Linked DNA regions of Homo sapiens: region 2 is linked to region 1. The links are chromatin contacts, found by POLR2A ChIA-PET in ENCODE. All regions are on one chromosome and are shown on one strand. The core of a region is the stretch at or near the end of the contact, and the rest is flanking DNA. Distances in the headings are between cores, read along the strand shown. Region 1 overlaps LOC105374264 (a long non-coding RNA gene). Region 2 overlaps LPP (LIM domain containing preferred translocation partner in lipoma).

The links. ChIA-PET counts read pairs that join two places held with the same protein, here RNA polymerase II (POLR2A).
Region 2: POLR2A ChIA-PET joins it to region 1 with 10 read pairs in AG04450. The contact joins two enhancer-like sites. POLR2A ChIA-PET finds 5 or more read pairs at or near these places in 2 of 52 experiments (AG04450 and activated CD8-positive, alpha-beta memory T cell).

The regions. Positions count from the first base shown.
Region 1 is chr3:187,856,602-187,860,498 of GRCh38, forward strand. All of the region lies in intron 2 of LOC105374264 (a long non-coding RNA gene), which reads right to left. Among named protein-coding and RNA genes, the nearest start is that of BCL6, 110 kb to the left of the region's middle. Within about 2 kb of position 1,675, at least 4 of the 41 ENCODE cell types and tissues checked have a DNase peak (open chromatin) inside an H3K27ac peak, as active enhancers do.
Region 2 is chr3:188,437,599-188,441,495 of GRCh38, forward strand. All of the region lies in intron 4 of LPP (LIM domain containing preferred translocation partner in lipoma), which reads left to right. Among named protein-coding and RNA genes, the nearest start is that of LPP-AS1, 130 kb to the right of the region's middle. Within about 2 kb of position 1,658, at least 9 of the 41 ENCODE cell types and tissues checked have a DNase peak (open chromatin) inside an H3K27ac peak, as active enhancers do.

The sequences.
Region 1 (3,897 bases), core at 425-2,924:
GTTTTTTTTTTTTTTAAGCCGCATTATGTGGAAACCTGTCCCTTTCATGTGAACTGTCCCTTTCATGTGACCATGAATTGGTCATCGCTGCCTCACTCCATTTCCCAATCTGGAAAGGAGTGGCTACAATTTAGAAGACAGTTAAAATGTCAAGAGCTCCCTCACATAAGATGGGCAAAAGATTCTCACCAGCTCACTTCCCTCTGCTACCCTAAGATAGGCCCTACCTCACATCCTATTCATTCAGCTCAGATACAATTTCCTCCAATAAGCCTTCTCTGACTCTTCACATTCTGTCACTCAAGCTGGAAATAATCTCCCCATTCTCTGAATCCCATAGCTCTTATTCTGTCCTTTTCTTACAACACTGAGCAATTTTTGAAGGCTGGTCAGTCATATGATAATAACTTTACTGGAATGGAAACTTTTGGGGGGTAATGTCCCTGTCTTTTTTCAATATTCCTTAAAACACTGCTGACAGGACTTGAATTACACATGAGAGTCACTTAATGAGATAAATGAAAGACAAATTAGCTTGACACTTCTGTTTGCTTTGTGGCCACAAAGCACTTATAGCTGATTAATTTGGAAATGTGAACTCCTTAGGAAATATTTTTTGGGATATTTTCTTGGGTGTTTTCAAAAAATTCTGAAAACATATGGCAGAATATTTTTTAATTTTAATAATATGATTTAAAGAAACCCAAAACACATGGAAAGCATTAAACTTTGCTGTTAAACAGTAAAGTACAAAAGAAAACAAATTTGAAACACTTACATATTAAAGTAGAAAAATCTTTGAGCAAACAGTGAATGCTTGAAAGATGTTTTTTTTTTGTTTTTTGAAAATAGAATACAAGAGTCATAAAGATGCCTAGACATAATTTCCCAGCCATGTCACTGTTAGGAATTTTGGAATTTATGCAAAGGTAATAACTCAATAACAGCAAAAAGCAAAATGTACAAAGATGTTCATGACACTACAATAGCAAAAAAGCAAGCAAATAAACAAAAAGTTAAAGACAACTCCAAGGTCTCAAGTAAGGGAATGGCATTATTAATTATAAAACAGCATCAAAAATTATATTAGCTAGTCATGAAAATGCAAACTTTAAAAGGAAAATGCTTATTATGTAATGTTAAGTGAAAAAAATTCAGGCCATAAAATGAAATATACATTATGCATGCATGATGAAAAGACAAGAAATAGATAAGAATGTGCAAAAATACAAATAGTTGGATATGGTGTGGGATTCTGGCTTGTTTTCTGTTTTAAAGACATTACATCATCTTTTCAATGACAAACTACATTTTAAGTAATTGAAAACAAAGTCTCATTAGCCTTGTCCTTGTATAAATTCCCAGAGAACACATTATTCTTATTCATTTCCACCTCTGCTACTTGTCTTTGATTTGGACCAGCTCCATTCTATTTTCCCACTTCTCAGTCATCTAACAAGACTAGAAAAAGACCCCCATCAAACAAAGAAGCAAAATGCACCAAGTTTAGCAGAAGCTGTGAATCCAAATCAGCGAACATTGGCTGACTGGATCTAATACCTTGACCCCAACATTGAAAAGGCAGACCCAGATTCTTCAATGACCACAAGAGGCCTTGGTTTAAGAAGCCTGCCAACGAAGCACAATGTTCCCATCCTCAGAAATAGACCCCGGCGGAGCTTCCAGGGGCCCATAAAAGTCTGCACTCTTGGAAGAATGTGACAACTCTGGCAACAAATACAGATTCGTCATTCTCTATATTAAGGGAATGTTCAGTTGCATCAGGCTTTTTTAACAGGGCCAACACTTAGTGCAATTTTGAGGTTGGCAAAGTGAATTTTCACCTACCCCAAGGCTTCTTTCCCTGCCTCCAGATGATCAATAAAATCACCTCATGTTACAGTTTCAAAGTCCTTTCACATCCAATTTCTCATCTGAATCTTTCATCAGCCCAATGAGGTGGGTGTTATTATTCACTTGACTTTTCAGAAGAGAATATTGAGGCTTAGGGAAGTGAAGCGACTTGTCTAAAGCCACCCAGCAAGTCTGGGACTGAATGAGACACAAGCCCCATCCTAACTTCTGGTCAGTTCTCCTTCCATTTACCCTAGGCACTCATCCCTCTTCCAGTTCATAAGGAGAGCTGACCCAGTGCACCTGCTGACAGCGGCACTCAGCGTGCTGCCATCCCAGGGATACCTATGTTTTAAAGGAAGGCAGATGGGGAAAGACAGCATGTAGCCTGTAAGAAGGAAAAGTCAAGTGGAATTCCAAAGAAGATGCTGAAATAGCTGACTTAGCAGCTCTAGGGAACTATAGAGAAAAACACTGAGAGGTAGAGAGAGCTATGAGGAACCCCTGGGGAGACAGAAACTCTTTTTAACTGTCAAGTATGTGTATCTGGAAAGGTCTTAGCCTAAAGCAAAAGGTATCCAGGCTGCTGTAGAAGGATGAAATAAAAGCTGTTGCTTCTTAGACTTCATTTCTCCTCCCTCTCACTCTCACTGTTTTGGGACAGACACGGCACGAGCTTAGAACTCTTGAACAAGTGCTCCTGGGATGTAAAACTAGGGTAGTGTGGAAGCCCTGTGCCTGGGTGGGAGTGAGAAAAAAAATAGACAATGATGGATGGGCCACAGGTGGTCACTGCCCAACTCTCTCCCTCTAAACCGCCAGGGCTGGTGGATTACCATCGCCTTTCCCGGATGCTAGTTCTTTCTAAAGTAAAGAATACATCTGAGGAGCTGTGTGGTGGATGAGGAGTGATATACTCTGGTTTCCTGATGCCTGAAACCCACCACTCTAGGTGCATGCTTCGCTCTATCCCCATCTCAAACTCATCAAGGCAGGTCAGTGCAGACGGAAGTTTGACCTTCAACCCTTCAGTCATTGGCATTGCTGGACAGAATAATCTATACCCTAAAGAAATGGAAGCTGGATCTAAAGAGAAGCACTAATTTTTTTAAAAAAGAAAGAAAAAGGAAAACCAACAACTTGAATTATAGATTCCATAGAAACCAGAGGTATTAGAATGGACAGATTAAAAATTTATGTATGCATATTTTTAAATAAGGTATAATATTAGCAATATGAAATGAAAACAAGAAATCATAAAAAGAATCAAGTATAGGCCGGGCGTGGTGGCTCACGCCTGTAATCCCAGCACTTTGGGAGGCTGAGGCTGGTGGATCACCTGAGGTAGGAGTTCGAGACCAGCCTGACCCACATGGTGAAACCCTGTGTCTACTAAAAATACAAAAATTAGCTGGGCATGTTGGTGTGCACCTGTAATCCCAGCTACTTGGGAGGCTGAGGCAAGGGAATTGCTTGAACCTGGGAGGCAGAGGTTGCAGTGAGCCGAGATCGTGCCACTGCACTCCAGCCTGGGTCTCAGAGTGAGACTCCATTTCAAAAAAAAAAAAAAAAAGGAATCAAGTATAAATTTAGGTGTGACAAATATAATAGTTAAGATAATGATGATAACTAGTAGAAAAGATTCTGTTGAGAAATGACTTAGTGAATGAGGAGATCACTAAGTCAAAATTTATCTCAATGCAATAAGAGCTATTTATGACACAGCCACAGCCAATATCATACTGAATGGCAAAAGCTGGAAGCATTCCCTTTGAAAACCGGCAGAAGACAAGGATGCCCTCCCTCACCACTCCTATTCAGCATAGTATTGGAAGTTCTGTCCAGGGCAACCAGGCAAGAGAAAGAAATAAAGGGTATTCAAATGGGAAGAGAGGAAGTCAAATGCTCTCTGTTTCCAGATGACATGAATGTCTATTTGAAAACCCCATTGTCTCAGCCCAAAATCTCCTTAAGCTGATAAGCAACTTCAGCAAAGTCTCAGGATACAAAATCAATGTGCAAAAATCACAAGCATTCCTATAT
Region 2 (3,897 bases), core at 408-2,907, 580 kb after region 1:
TGTAACTAAAGATAGACATAATTTTGCATTTTTTTCACTTAATACTACAGAATAAGAATTCCCCACCATCATATTTAGCAATGGCATTATAGTTCTTGAAGTAAGCATCCCAGAATTTATTGAACTATTGCCATATTACTGGTCGTTTGTGTTATTTCACTGCTTTAAGTGTTTTTATGTTAGAGAACATAATGAAGGTCTTCATGGGTATAGCTTTTTGAGAAGCTAGACATGTTGAAGAAATTGGGAGCATGCTATTACTAGCTTCTATGAATTGGTATTTACTATGTATCCCTTTAATTAAATTCCATTCTGCAGTAAGTGTGATAGCTTTGCCGAAGCACTTGGGGGCCAAAAGGACATTTGTAACTGGTTAAGTTGGAAGATATTTATTTGTATAAGGTGGGTAGGGACAGGATGGACAGGCTATTTTTCTTGGCCACACTCACTGAATTTAAATAGGCAATGGAGATAAATCAGTTGTGGCCCAACTAGACTGCCTGGATATAATATCCTTTTGGACTGGATCATGTCGTTTCATTGCAGTCAGGATGGCTAAGCATGGTGATGGATCATAACTGACCAAACAGACAGGTTGGTTAGAATGTATGACCAGTCATAGCTGTGTAACTGAGGAACTGATTATATTCCTGTGACTAATGAAAAAGCCCAATCTTAGAGTAGCTGTGGTAATTATAATGAGAATACTAGTAAAACATTTTAAGGTGTTGTGTTCCAGACACTATTCCATGCATTACACACACACACACACACACACACACACACACACACACACACACACAGTCTCATTTAATCCTCATAATATTATGAGGTAGTGCTATTATTAATATCCATTTTCTGGATGAGGAAACTGAGGCCCCAACCAGTGAAATAACTTGCTTTGAGTCCCATATTAAGTAGTACTACCCAGGCAACCTGGCCCCAGAGCTTACTTACACGTGTAGTAACTACACTGTTCTTCCCATTTATGAGGTGATTAAACTATGGAGGCAGGCATGGCATACCTGCAGAACAGGACTAGAATCTCATAGGTTTTTGAACTTATTAGGCAGACCTAAGGTTTTTTACACTTCCTGAGGCTATAGAACAGAACTAATCTCTTAGCCTTAATGTCACTATAACGTAAAAACCACGTGAAGAGAATTACGATGGTGAGCAGAGGATAGGACACTTATTATAGTTGTTACCTCATTTATTTAATTCTTTGTTTCTTAGAGAATAAGATTCTGGTACATAGCAGGTTCCCATTAAATACCTATTGATTTAAAGTTTAAAACAAGGAATAATGGCTAAATGAATCATTGAATGCATATGTCTATTTCTTGGAGGTCTAATCATGTTTTCAAAACTTTGGCTCAACTGTAGTTAGTGCAGAGTATGTATGGTCATTCTGCTAGAGCAAAATCTTAGTATAGGATTAAAGAACTCTGCAAATTGTTAAAACATGCAGGTACACTAGTTTCAAAATGTATTAGTTTGATTTATTATTGTCATTTTCTGATAAAGAAAGGGGAGTAGTCTCCCCTAAAGTTTGGTGATTAAGTCACCAGCCACCTTTTCTATTTTGGTTGTTGTGGTAATTGGTGTTTCCTGGAAATTTTCCCTCTGTTCTATTAATAATGTTAAAGGGGGTTACAGCCGTGACTCACTCCAGGAAGTCAACCATCATTCGCTTCCTCAATCTCACCAACCAGTCCCCATGTACAAAATCAGCGACTTCTGCAAATGAGTTACTTTACAGCTCTCAAGAGAGTTCTAGAAAATACAGCTTTTGTATTTCGCTGTGTGCTTCCTGCCTTGGCAGAGAGTAAAACAAACCTTCATGTTTTGCTCCTTGGTAGTCTCGAGATAATTGACCAGTTAGGTAACTAGTGTAGTCTCACTCAAGAGAAATCCCACTTGCTGTCTAACAAAAGTCCCTTGGCACTCAGATTTGCAAAGTTAAACCTGGGGACAGTTCATGAAGTCCAGTGGAGTCTATACTTCTTTTATACCTGGCTTTATGTTTCTGTATTCATTATTTTGCTCAATGTTTAATTAAGTAATGAATATTTTAACTTGTTCAACATATAACTCCGTATGTCTTAGCACTGCTGTGTAGTAGATACCATCATAGGCACTGAGGATGCAGTACAGACATGGTAGCTGCCCTTGGGAACCTTCTATCCTAGTTATTGTTCACTATATTACCAAGTTAACCACAGGGAAAACAAGTTCAGAGAATACATAGGCTGTGGGCCTGTCCTAAAGGAATCAATCTGTAACCGACATGTCTAAAGTTGTGCAGGATAGGATTATTCCACTTAATTCTGTAATTTGTTTTGTCTGGAATTTATCTCATCTATGCCCCCACCCTCACTCATACACATAAACATGGAGATGGAACTTAACTGTGCATTCTCGTGGTACTTAAATTTTTGTACCTTGGATTATCAAAATTTTTGTTCATGTCCTAGCTTCTCTGCAAGTTCTTTGGTTAAAACCAGTGTGTGACACATCTCTGGATCAGAAATGTCTTCCTTTCTACCTTTCACCTTCCCCAACCTTCCTGGTCTCCTAGCACAGTGCCAGATGAATGACAGCTGTTTAGTATGTTTGGTAAATGCTAACTGTGTGTGATCTTAGAAAAGTTAGTGAACTTTGCTGATTTTCAGTGTCCTCTTTCGTAAAAAAGAGAATAATAACCATTTCTACTTCCTAGGTTGTTGTCAAGGTTAAGTATTATATTTAAAGTTTTTTTTTAGTAGTGACTAGCACTTAGTAAGCACTTACTGAATGTTATCATTAATAAATGATCTTACAAAGCAGTAGCATTTCCTTCTAGGATTTTTTTGTAGTCCTTCATGATTGATAGAGAAGAGACATGCAGTCTAGGATTTCACATCAGCTTTTTAAATATAGGAAACCAGATGTAAATATGCTGCTTCGGTTATTTACATCTGACATTCTTGCATGCTTGCTGACAAAACATTAAGTAAAAATTATGCTACTCTTTCCCTTAGATGTCAATTCATGGTCACATTAAAGTCACAAGATTTTTCCTGAAACTTACTGCTGGTACCAATTTTACCATAGGTTATCTTAATTAGTATCATCACACAGTGGTGCAGTTTGACCTTTGGGGTTTGATTCCAGTCCTTTGTTTATTCTGACTGTGAATGGAGGAGTCAGGCAGAATGACCTTTACATATCTTTACCTCCTTCTCCCATCTTCTGCTGGCATAGAAAACTTTGCATAAAGAAAGGCAACAGAGCAACTGCAAAATTGCTGGGATTAAAAAGAAAATTGTATGATAATGAGAAATCCAGTGTACTCTCTCTCCCTTAATATGTGTGTGTGTGTGTGTGTGTGCGCCTGTATACATCAGATATATGGATTGATGCAGTGTACTCTCTCTCCCTTAATATGTGTGTGTGTGTGTGTGTGCGTGCCTGTATACATCAGATATATGGATTGATTTCTTTTTGTTTATAAAAAATATTCACTTTTCAAAATGTATTTATACTATGCTATCATTGAATTCTTACATATCAACCCTTTGTGGTTGACACTGCAGAGATGATGAGCTCCATTTTATAAAGATGGGGCAGTTTTATCTCAACAACTAGTGTGTTCTAGATCAAGGACTGATTCCAGATTCTCAAAGTCCTACAACAGTAATCTTCACCATGCTGTGTGTATGCGTGCGTATGTGTTTATCAGAATATATTAGAAGATAATTTGCAAGCAGGGATTGGTTAAAGTTGAATGTTTATGTATTCTTTTGTAGTGTTGCTTACGTTTTAAATAAAAATAAAACTGCAGTGGATGTGCATTTGTCATCATTTAGAGGCCTTCAGACCCCAATTCGTAGTTTCTTCACAGTTGCCTCTATT